Regions from separate parts of the Homo sapiens genome. Here region 1 is linked to region 2. A link is an interaction called in ENCODE POLR2A ChIA-PET data of the cell type or tissue named here. Cell type or tissue: B cell. All regions are shown on one strand.

The links. Peaks named below come from ENCODE experiments on the same cell type or tissue, not always from the same donor. Only the 100,000 strongest peaks of a DNase experiment are listed, where the experiment ranks them.
Region 1: POLR2A ChIA-PET joins it to region 2 with 6 read pairs; 3 of 35 experiments call an interaction of 5 or more read pairs at or near these places.

The regions. Positions count from the first base shown.
Region 1 is chr10:101,892,132-101,897,131 of GRCh38, forward strand. The region is part of intron 23 of ARMH3 (armadillo like helical domain containing 3); the gene reads right to left. Among named protein-coding and RNA genes, the nearest start is that of KCNIP2, 51 kb to the left of the region's middle. In B cell, no CTCF peak of the experiment used is centred here; no DNase peak of the experiment used is centred here; H3K27ac peaks cover 894 bases.
Region 2 is chr10:102,090,636-102,095,635 of GRCh38, forward strand. No RefSeq gene overlaps it. Among named protein-coding and RNA genes, the nearest start is that of LDB1, 27 kb to the right of the region's middle. In B cell, no CTCF peak of the experiment used is centred here; no DNase peak of the experiment used is centred here.

The sequences.
Region 1 (5,000 bases), 200 kb before region 2:
AAATCAACAACAACAACAAAATGGGTGCGTGGGCTGGGTGCAGTGGCTCACAACTATAATCCCAGCACTTTGGGAGGCTAAGGTGGGCGGATTACTTGAACCCAGGAGTTCGAGACCAGCCTGAGCAACATGGTGAGACCTTGTCTCTACAAAATAAAAATAATAATAATAATAAGCCAGGGCCAGGTGTGGTGGCATTTGCCTGTAGTCTCAGCTACTTGGAAGGCTGAAGTGGGAGGATCACTTGAGCCCAGGGGGATGAGGCTGCAGTGAGTGGTGTTTGTGCTACCACGCTCCAGCCTGGGCAATATAACGAGACCTTCTCTCAAAAATAAAAAATAAAATGTGTGCACGTGTGTATGTGTGTTTGTGTGTGTGTATGTATGAGCTAGCATAACAAATCACTATTTTATAGCTTCTTGATAGTAAAGAATTATAGAACCATTTAATCTAATTCAGGTAATAAAAGTATAAACCAAAAACTTAAAAAAAAATACCAATCCCAGCACTTATCATAGTACCTGGGAATAGTCTATTGCAGCCATATAAGAAATATTTGTTGAAAGAGGGCTAAATCTTAGAGGGTACATTTGTAAAATTTATCTAACATAATATATAACATTTATAGTACATATAATAAAAACTTGGAAAAGCAACGCCAAACATCTAACCCAATGCCTGGTACACAGCTTGTGCTCAATAAATATTCAATAAGTGAATAAACCAAATACGACAGACATGAGTCAGGAGCAAGAAAAGAGTTCTGACAACTTATTTTTCCAGAAACTACCAAGAGAGCTGGAGATAATATCTGCAAGTTAAGGCTGAGGTTTGCTCTAATTCCAAAGTAGGAAAGAATTTTATGACCAAGTGGGGGTCAAACATTTTTCTCAATCAGAGAGCAAGGCTCAAGGATGTTGGCAGAGATGACCACAGCCCATAAGCAGAAAGGAAAACCAGGACCCTAAACCCAATGAGAAGGTAGGTGAAGCAAGTTTAGAGAACTGATAATCCCACTGATCCTAGCAGCAGCACCAATTTAAAGTTCACTCAGGGTGGAGTCTGAGTCATAGGGTTTAGTGTCCAGGACCAACACGATTGAAGGAAAGGAGCTTCAGTAGTCAAATCAATCTACCATTAGACCACAGGTATCTTCGAAAAAGATTTTGCACTCTGTAAATGCATCCACATTTTATGCTTTTTTAGGTTTTGTTTTTTGTTTTTTTAAATCAGGCTTTCCTTACATTTCTTAGGAAATTTTTTTTTTAAATTCCTGTCTCAACTGAACTAGAGGTTTTGTTCTTGTTTTTTATTATTATTATTATTTTATTCTTGCCTAGGTTTGGAGAATACAGAGGTCCAAGTACCCTAGCTTCTGTCTGGGTGGAATGTTAGCAGCCACCGGGGCAACCCAGTGGAGCTAGTGAGGTTGGAACAGTGAAATAATCCCTGGGAATGGAATTGCTGGGGATCTAATTCTCTTGCCTTTCTATCTGAGTAGTTCTTTCACAAGGAAACAAAGCAAGGACATAAGACAGGAAAAAAAAAGAGAGAGGAAGAAGAGAGGGAAGGGGAAAAGGAAAGAGGAAAGAAAGGGGAGGGGACTGGGAGGCAGGGAGGGAGGGAGTGAGGGAGAGAAAGGAAAACCTAGAAGGCATTACCTTCAAAATGTACACTTGTTTCCTTCCCTTCTCACCATTACACTTATCAGGTGTCAGCTGGCTCTATGGGTGACCTGTTCTTCATACTGCAGGACATACATGCTGATATTGTTTGGGCAAACTTATCCTGAGGGTATTTACCACTCTGGGAATATATATTTGGAATGAAGATAAAATCATCTTCCAACCTGCCCTGTGACAATCTCATCTCAGAACTTCAGATCTAAGCAGGTGATTAAGGTCTCCCACCAGGCAGGCTGAGAAACTGTTTAGAAACCTGAGTAAGGTGGAACAGTCTAGATTCAGTTAGTAGTCTCTAACTCAGTACCCACAAAGGCAGTATATGTGTCGGCCTTATGTTTTTTTTGCTGTTTCTTTGGGACTGTTATCTGCAAAATCTGAGTGCTAACCTAATGTCCTGGAGATGCCAGGTGGAGGGTATTCGCCCTAAGCAGTAAGAAAAATAGTCTAACACTGGCTCTTCTCTCTCCAGGCTCTTAGAAAGGAATTCCAGACAGGGCTTGGAGGCTTCCCATTAAAGTTCTTAGTACTTTGTACTAGTGAAATGGAAATATGTCCTGACATGGCACAGAAATGACAGAAGACTGGAACCAGGCTAAGCCAGACCAAGCTGAGTGACACACCTTTGCAGTAACTGAATTACGTCGCTTCTCCTTCCCCAGGAAGTCTGACGGCTACCAGGCTCACCTGGGTTGTGATTCCACACCATCCCACCTGGCCAAGGCGCTAGACTAGGACTCATGCTTGACTAGCTCTTGGCGGGAGAAAGATAAGGCACCACGTTTATAGATGAAGGAGGAATCTCTCCATTTTCTTTAGGCTTTCCTTCTCACTGATAGCACCTCCAAAAGGATTTACTACCATCTTTTCTGAACCTTTGGGGAGGGGGTTTCTGGGAGATTCTAACAGTACTTCTCTCTCACTTTTACTGGTCAAAACCTGACAGCTACTTGGGGGGCTGAGGCAGGAGAACTGCTTGAACCCAGGGGCCAGAGGTTGCAGTGAGCCAGAATCATGCCACTTCACTCCAGCCTGGGCAAAAGAGCGAAACTCTGCCAAAAAAAAAAAAAAAAAAGGCACCAGAGAGCTCTCTTGCTATCTGTCACATGACGACACAGTGAGAAGGCTGCCATCTCATAAGCCAGGAAGACAGCTCTCACCAGAAACTGACCCTGCTGGACTTTGATGTGGGACTTCTAGCCTCCAGAACTGTGAGAAAATACAGGAAGGTTTGAGTGGACAATGAATGAGAAAACATAGCCATTATGAAAAGATTAAGGTTTCCCTTCGACAAAGGTGGCAAGGCAATTAAATAGGGAAAAAATAGTCTTTTCAACAAATGGTACTGGGACAAGTAGTTATCCACATGCAAAAGAATGAAGTTAGATCCCTTCCTTATACCACACATAAAACAACTCGAAATGGATCACAGATCTAAATATAAGGTCTAAAAACGATAAAATTCTTTTTTTTTTTTTTTTTTCGAGAGGGCGTCTCGCTCTGTCGCCCAGGCTGCAGTGCAGTGGTGCAATCTTGGCTCACTGCAAGCTCCACCTCCCGGGTTCACGCCATTCTCCGGCATCAGCCTCCCGAGTAGCTGGGACTACAGGCGCCCGCCACCACGCCCGGCTAATTTTTTGTATTTTTAGTAGAGACGGGGTTTCACCATGTTAGCCAGGATAGTCTCAATCTCCTGACCTCATGATCCGCCTGCCTCAGCCTCCCAAAGTGTTGGGATTACAGGTGTGAGCCACTGCGCCCGGCCCTTAAAAACTGTAAAATTCTTAAAAGTAAATCTTCATGACTTGAGGTCAGGCAGTGATTTCTTAGATAAAACACCAAAAGCACAAATGAAAAAGAAAAAGTGGATCAATCTGAAGTTTAAACTGTGCTGCAAACAATGCCATCAAGAAAGTGAAAGGACAATCCACAGAATAAGAGAAAATATTTGCAAATTTTGTCTGATAAGAAACTTGTACCAGAATATATAAAGGACTCTTATAATTCAACAATAAATTACACACAAATAATACAATTTTTAAAAGAACAAATTATTTGAATAGACAAGAACAGATACTCAATATCATTAGTCATTAGGGAAATCCAAATCAAAACCACAATGAGATACCACTTCACACCCATTAGGATAGTGATAAAAAGAGAATAGCAAGGCTGGGCACAGTGACTCATGCCTGCAATCCCAGGAGTTCAAAACAAGTCTGGGCAACATGGGGAGACCCCCATCTCTACAAAATTACAAAAAAAAAATTAGCCGGGTATGGTGGCGTGTGCCGGTAGTCCCAGCTACTTGGGAGGCCAAGGTGGGCAGATCACTTGAGCCTAGGAGGCCGAGGCTGCAGTGAGCTAAGGTGGAGCCACTGCACTCCAGCCTAGGTGAGAGCACAGACCCTGTCTCAAAAACAAACAAACAAACAAACAAACAAACAAAACAATAACAAGTGTTGGCAAGGATGTGGAGAAGAACTCTCATACATTGCTGGTGGAAGTGTAAAATGGTACAGCTACTTCAATTTATAGGAAAGGTCCAGAATATGCAAATTTGTAGAAGCAGAAAGTAGATTCATGGTTGCTTAGGGCTACAAGGAGGGTTAGGGAAGAATAGGGAGTGACTGCTATTGGGTATAGGGTTTCTTTCAGGGGGAACACAATATTCTAAAGTTAGATTGTGATGATGGTTGTACAACCCTATGATTATACCAGAAAACATGAACTGTACACTTTAAGTGGATGAACTGTATCATATATAAATGATTATGGCCTCCTTGGCCCCAGCAGTTTTTGAGCAAGCTGCTTTCTCCAACCAGTTCCACACAGAATTAATGTGGTGATTCCCAGGGTGATTCACTCACCAAGAAAACTTTTCTAAAGCTTGCATATGTTAGCAATGCTGATGGCAGTAGGAAAAGGAGCTCACTGGGCCATGGACTATCCTATAAATTACAGAAGCTGGAGTTTCAGGAGCTTCTGGAGAGAGAGGGCTCTGTGGTGCAATACCACAAAAGGTGGCAGAGATGACGAGTGAGACTGGTGCTGAAGGGCACATGCTCAGGAAGGACTGACCCTACCTGGAGGTGAGAAGAGTCCAACTCATGGTAATATGTATGATATACTTAAGTCAAAAGTTCTGCATGTGGCAAAGGATGTCAACTTTTGGCTGCTGGAATAGGATGTTGAGGGGGGTGGCAGGGTTGGTGGATGAGAAGAAAGTTTCTCTTATTCTCAACATCCTTTACCAATTTATTTTTCCAGCAATAGTTGGAGTTGCCCACATTATTCAGGGAAACAGAATTGGGAAGA
Region 2 (5,000 bases):
GAGGAACTATTTTTTGTCTGATAGGTGGCTGGGGACAGAGAAGTCCTAGCCCCAGATCTCCCAGGGCTGCTGGGCGTATCACAATACCTAATTTTTATCGAAAGTTTATTCTGTGCCAGACACTTTCTAAATTCTCTATATCAGTTCATCCTCCTAACAACCCTCTAAAACAAATGCTATTATTATCTCCACTTTAGACAGAAGGAAGTAAGGTCAAAGAGGTTAAATAACTTGCTCAGGGTTAGCCGTCTATAATCCCGGTTGGGCAAGGATTCAAAATAGGGGTGTCTATTGCAGGAGCCTGTCCTCTGAACCACAGTGCTGTGATTCCTCTGGGGATCCCCATTTGAGTTCATGGCACTGGCATCCTTCCAGTTCCTTCAAACATCAGCATTGCCATCCATCCTTCCCACCACTCACCACCTATGACTCAGTAAGGAATAGAATTGTATCCATTCCTCTCTTTTCTTCCCCAGGCCCAACACAAATGCCCTAATTCAGGTCTTTTTTTACTTCCTATCAGGATTCTTTTTTTTTTGAGATGGAGTTGGAGTCTTGCTCTGTCGCCAGGCAGGAGTGCAGTGGCCCTATCTCGGCTCACTGCAACCTCTGCCTCCTAGGTTCAAGTGATTCTCCTACCTCAGCCTTCTGAGTAGCTGGGATTACAGGTTCATGCCACCACACCCAGCTAATTTTTGTATTTTTAGTAGAGGCGAGGTTTCACCTTGTTGGCCAGGCTGTTCTCGAACTCCTGACCTCAAGTGATCCACGCACCTCAGCCTCTTAAAGTGCTGGGATTACAGGCATGAGCCACCGCGCCCGGCCCGATCAGGATTCTTGGTCTTTTATGGTTATTATTTGTTACTATAAAGATGGCCTGGGCCAGGAGCGGTGGCTCATGCCTGTAATCCCAGCACTTTGGGAGGCCAAGGCAGGAGGATCGCTTCAGCCCAGGAGTTCAAGGCCAGCTTGGGCAACATAATGAGATCCCATCTCTATTTTACATATATTAGCCAAGTGTGGTGGCTTACACCTGTAGTTCCAGCTGCTAGGGAGGCCGAGGCTGGAGGACTGATTGAGCCTGGGAGGTCAAGGCTGCAGTGAACTGTGATCGTGCCACTACACTCCAGCCTGGGTGACAGAAAAAGACCCTGACGAAGAAAAAAAAAAGTAAAAGGAAAAATGATATTTATTGTATTTATTTATTTATTGAGATGGAGTCTCACTCTGTCGCCCAGGCTGGAGTGCAGTGGTACAATCTCAGCTCACTGCAACCTCCACCTCCTGGGTTCAAGCCATTCTCTTGCCTCAGCCTCCTGAATAGCTGGGATTACAGGTGCGTGCCACCACACCAGGCTAATTTAATTTTTTTTTTAGTAGGGATGGGGTTTCACCATGTTGGCCAGGCTGGTCTCCAACTCCCAGCCTCAAGTGATCTGCCCACCTCCACCTTCCAAATTCTGGGATTACAGGCGTGAGCCACCTCACCCAGACAAATATGATATTTAAAAAGGTAGCATGAGTGCATTAAAGGAAGCTTGACAAATAGGCAAAAATCCAACTAGAGCCCAATCCTCTTTTTTTTTGAGATGGAGTCTCGCTCTGTTGCCAGGCTGGAGTACAGTGGCGCCATCTCAGTTCACTGCAACCTCCGCCTCCCGGGTTCAAGCGATTCCCCTGCCTCAGCCTCCGGAGTAGCTGGGACTATAGGCAGGCACCACCACGTCCAGCTAATTTTTGTGTTTTTAGTAGAGACGGGGTTTCACCATGTTGGCCAGGATGGTCTCGATCTCTTGACCTCATGATCCGCCCACCTTGGCCTCCGAAAGTGCTGGGATTACAGGTGTGAGCCACCGCGCCCGGCCTAGAGCCCAATCTTCTTGTTACCACCAATCTTCTTATTACCACCCATCCACCTTTTCCTATCACACAAGTTTTAACAGAATTGAAGCCACTTTGTATGATTTTTTTTTTTTTTTTGAGATGGAGTTTCACTCTTGTTGCCCAGGCTTGAGTGCAATGGTGTGATCTCGGCTCACCGCAACCTCCATCTCCTTGGTCTCAAGTAATCTGCCTGTCTCAGCCTTCCAAAGTGCTGGCATTACAGGCACTAGCCACTGCACCTGACCTAGCAGCCTATTTCATAACAGCAAAAAAGTGGAAGTAACACAAATGTCCATCAATTGATGAAAGGATAACTATAGGGCCGGGCACGGTGGCTGACGCCTGTAATCCCAGCACTTTGGGAGGCTGAGACGGGCAGATCACGAGGTCAGGAGATCGAGACCATCCTGGCAAACACAGTGAAACCCCGTCTCTACTAAAAATACAAAAAATTAGCCGGCCGTGGTGGTGGATGCCTGTAGTCCCAGCTACTAGGGAGGCTGAGGCAAGAGAATGGCGTGAACCCGGGAGGCGGAGCTTGCAGTGAGCCGAGATCGCGCCACTGCACTCCAGCCTGGGCGACAGCAAGACTCTGTCTCAAAAAAAAAAAAAAAAAAAAAAAAAAAAAAAAAAAGAAAGGATAACTAAAATGTAGTATATCCATATAATGTAATATTATTGAGCAATAAAAAAATTAAGCCAGGTGCAGTGACATGTGCCAGGAGTTTGAGTCCAGCCTAGGCAACATAGTGAGACCTTGCCCCTTAAAAAAAAAAAAAAAAAGAAAAAAGAAAAGAAATACTGGTACTTGCTACAAAATGGATGAGTCTTGAAAACCTCATGCTAAGAGATAGAGGCCAGTCACAAAAGGTCATATATTGTATGATTCCATGTATATGAAATGTCTTATAGACATAGATTAACGATTACCTAGGGCTGAGAGAGTGGGGAAAATGTGGAATGACTGCCAACGGATACAGGTGTTCTTTCGGAAGTGATGAAAATGTTTTAAAATCAATTGTGGTGATGGTTGCACAACATTATGAATACGCTAAAAGCTGCTGAATTGTATACTTTATTTATCTATTTATTTATTGACAAGGTCTCACTCTGTTGCCCAGGCTGGAGTGCATTTGCCTGATCTTGGCTCACTGCAACCTTGACCTCCTGGGCTCAAGGCATCCTCCCACCTCAGCCTCTAGAGTAGCTGATTACTACATGCTTGTCTAATAGTTGTATTTTTTTGTAGAGACAGGGTCTTATTATGTTGCCCAGGCTGGCCCCCAGCTCCTGGACTCAAGTGATCCTACCACCTCAGACTCCCCAAAGTACTGGGATTACAGGCGTGAGCTGCCTGGCCCAGCTGAATTGTCATTTTCATTTTACTTTTTTGAGATGGAGTCTCACTCTGTCACTGAGGCTGGAGTGCAGTGGCACCGTGTCAGCTCACTATAACCTCCATCTCCTGGGTTCAAGCAATTCTCGTGCCTCAGCCTCCCGAGTGGCTGGGATTACAGGCACCTACCACCATGCCCAGCTAGTGCTTTTTTTGAGACAGAGTCTCGCTCTATCCAGGCTGGAGTGCAGTGGCGCCATCTCGGCTCACTGCAAGCTCCGCCTCCCCAGTTCACGCCATTCTCCTGTGTCAGCCTCCCGAGTAGCTGGGACTACAGGCGCCCACCACCACGCCCGGCTAATTTTTTGTATTTTTAGTAGAGACGGGGTTTCACTGTGTTAGCCAGGATGGTCTCGATCTGCTGACCTCGTGATCTGCCCGTCTCAGCCTCCCAAAGTGCTGGGATTACAGGCATGAGCCACCACGCCCGGCCATGCCCGGCTAGTTTTTATATTTTTAGTAGAGGTGGGGTTTCACCATGTTGTCCAGGCTGGTCTCGAACTCCTGACCTCAGGTAATCCACCCACCTCAGCCTCCCAAAGTGCTGGGATTACAGGGGTGAGCCACTGCGCCCAGCTGTCATTTTTATTTTTATTTGTTTTGTTTTTGAGACAGATTCTCACACCGTTGCTCAGGCTGAAGTGCAGTGGCACAATCTCAGCTCACTGCAACCTCTGTCCCGGGTTCAAGCGATCTCCAGTCTCAGCCCCCAAGTAGCTGGGATTACAAGCGCCTGCCACCATGTCCGGCTAATTTTTGTATTTTTTGTTGTTATTGTTGAGATGGAGTCTCGCTCTGTTGCCCAGGCTGGAGTGCAGTAACGTGATCTCAGCTCACCGCAACCTCTGCCTCCTGGGTTCAAGCGATTCTCCTGCCTCAGCCTCCCGAGTAGCTGGGATTACAGGTGTGTACCACCATGCCCAGCTATTTTTTTCTATTTTTACTAGAGACGGGGTTTCATCATATTGGCCAGGTTGGTCTTGAACTCCTGACCTCACGTGATCCGCCTGCCTCAGCCCCTCAAAAGGCTGGGACGACAGGCATGACCCACCATGCCTGGCTCCCATTTATTTATTGAGGGGCCTTTTAAAAAACAAAACAAAACCTATTTTGCATAAATTAATTATACAAAAATTATTTATTTATTTATTTTTAGGATCAGAGTCTTGCTATGCTGCCCAGGCTGGGCTCAAACTCCGAAGCTTTTTTTTCTTTTTCTTTTTTTGAGATAGAGTCTCGCTCTCACCCAGGCTGGAGTGCAGTGGCGCAATCTTGGCTCACTGCAAGCTCCGCCTCCCAGGTTCATGCCATTCTCCTGCCTCAGCCTCCTGAGTAGCTGGGACTACAGGCGCCCGCCACCGTGCCCGGCTAATTTTTTATATTTTTTAGTAGAGAAGGGGTTTCACCGTGTTAGCTAGGATAGTCTCGATCTTCTGACCTTGTGATCCGCCCGCCTCGTCCTCCCAAAGTGCTGGGATTACAGGTGTGAGCCACTGCGCCCGGCCTCAAACTCCGAAGCTTTATAAAGGGATCCTCCTGCCTCACCCTCCCCAGTAGCTTGGACTACAGGTGTCCCACACTGCACCCTACTTATACAAAAACATTTTAACTCTTTATCATATTTGCTGCAAATATATTTCTCAGCATATTGCTTTCTTGTTTGTTCTCTTTAGAGGTTTGGTTTCGTTTTTACTTATACATATATACACCAAAGTTGTAA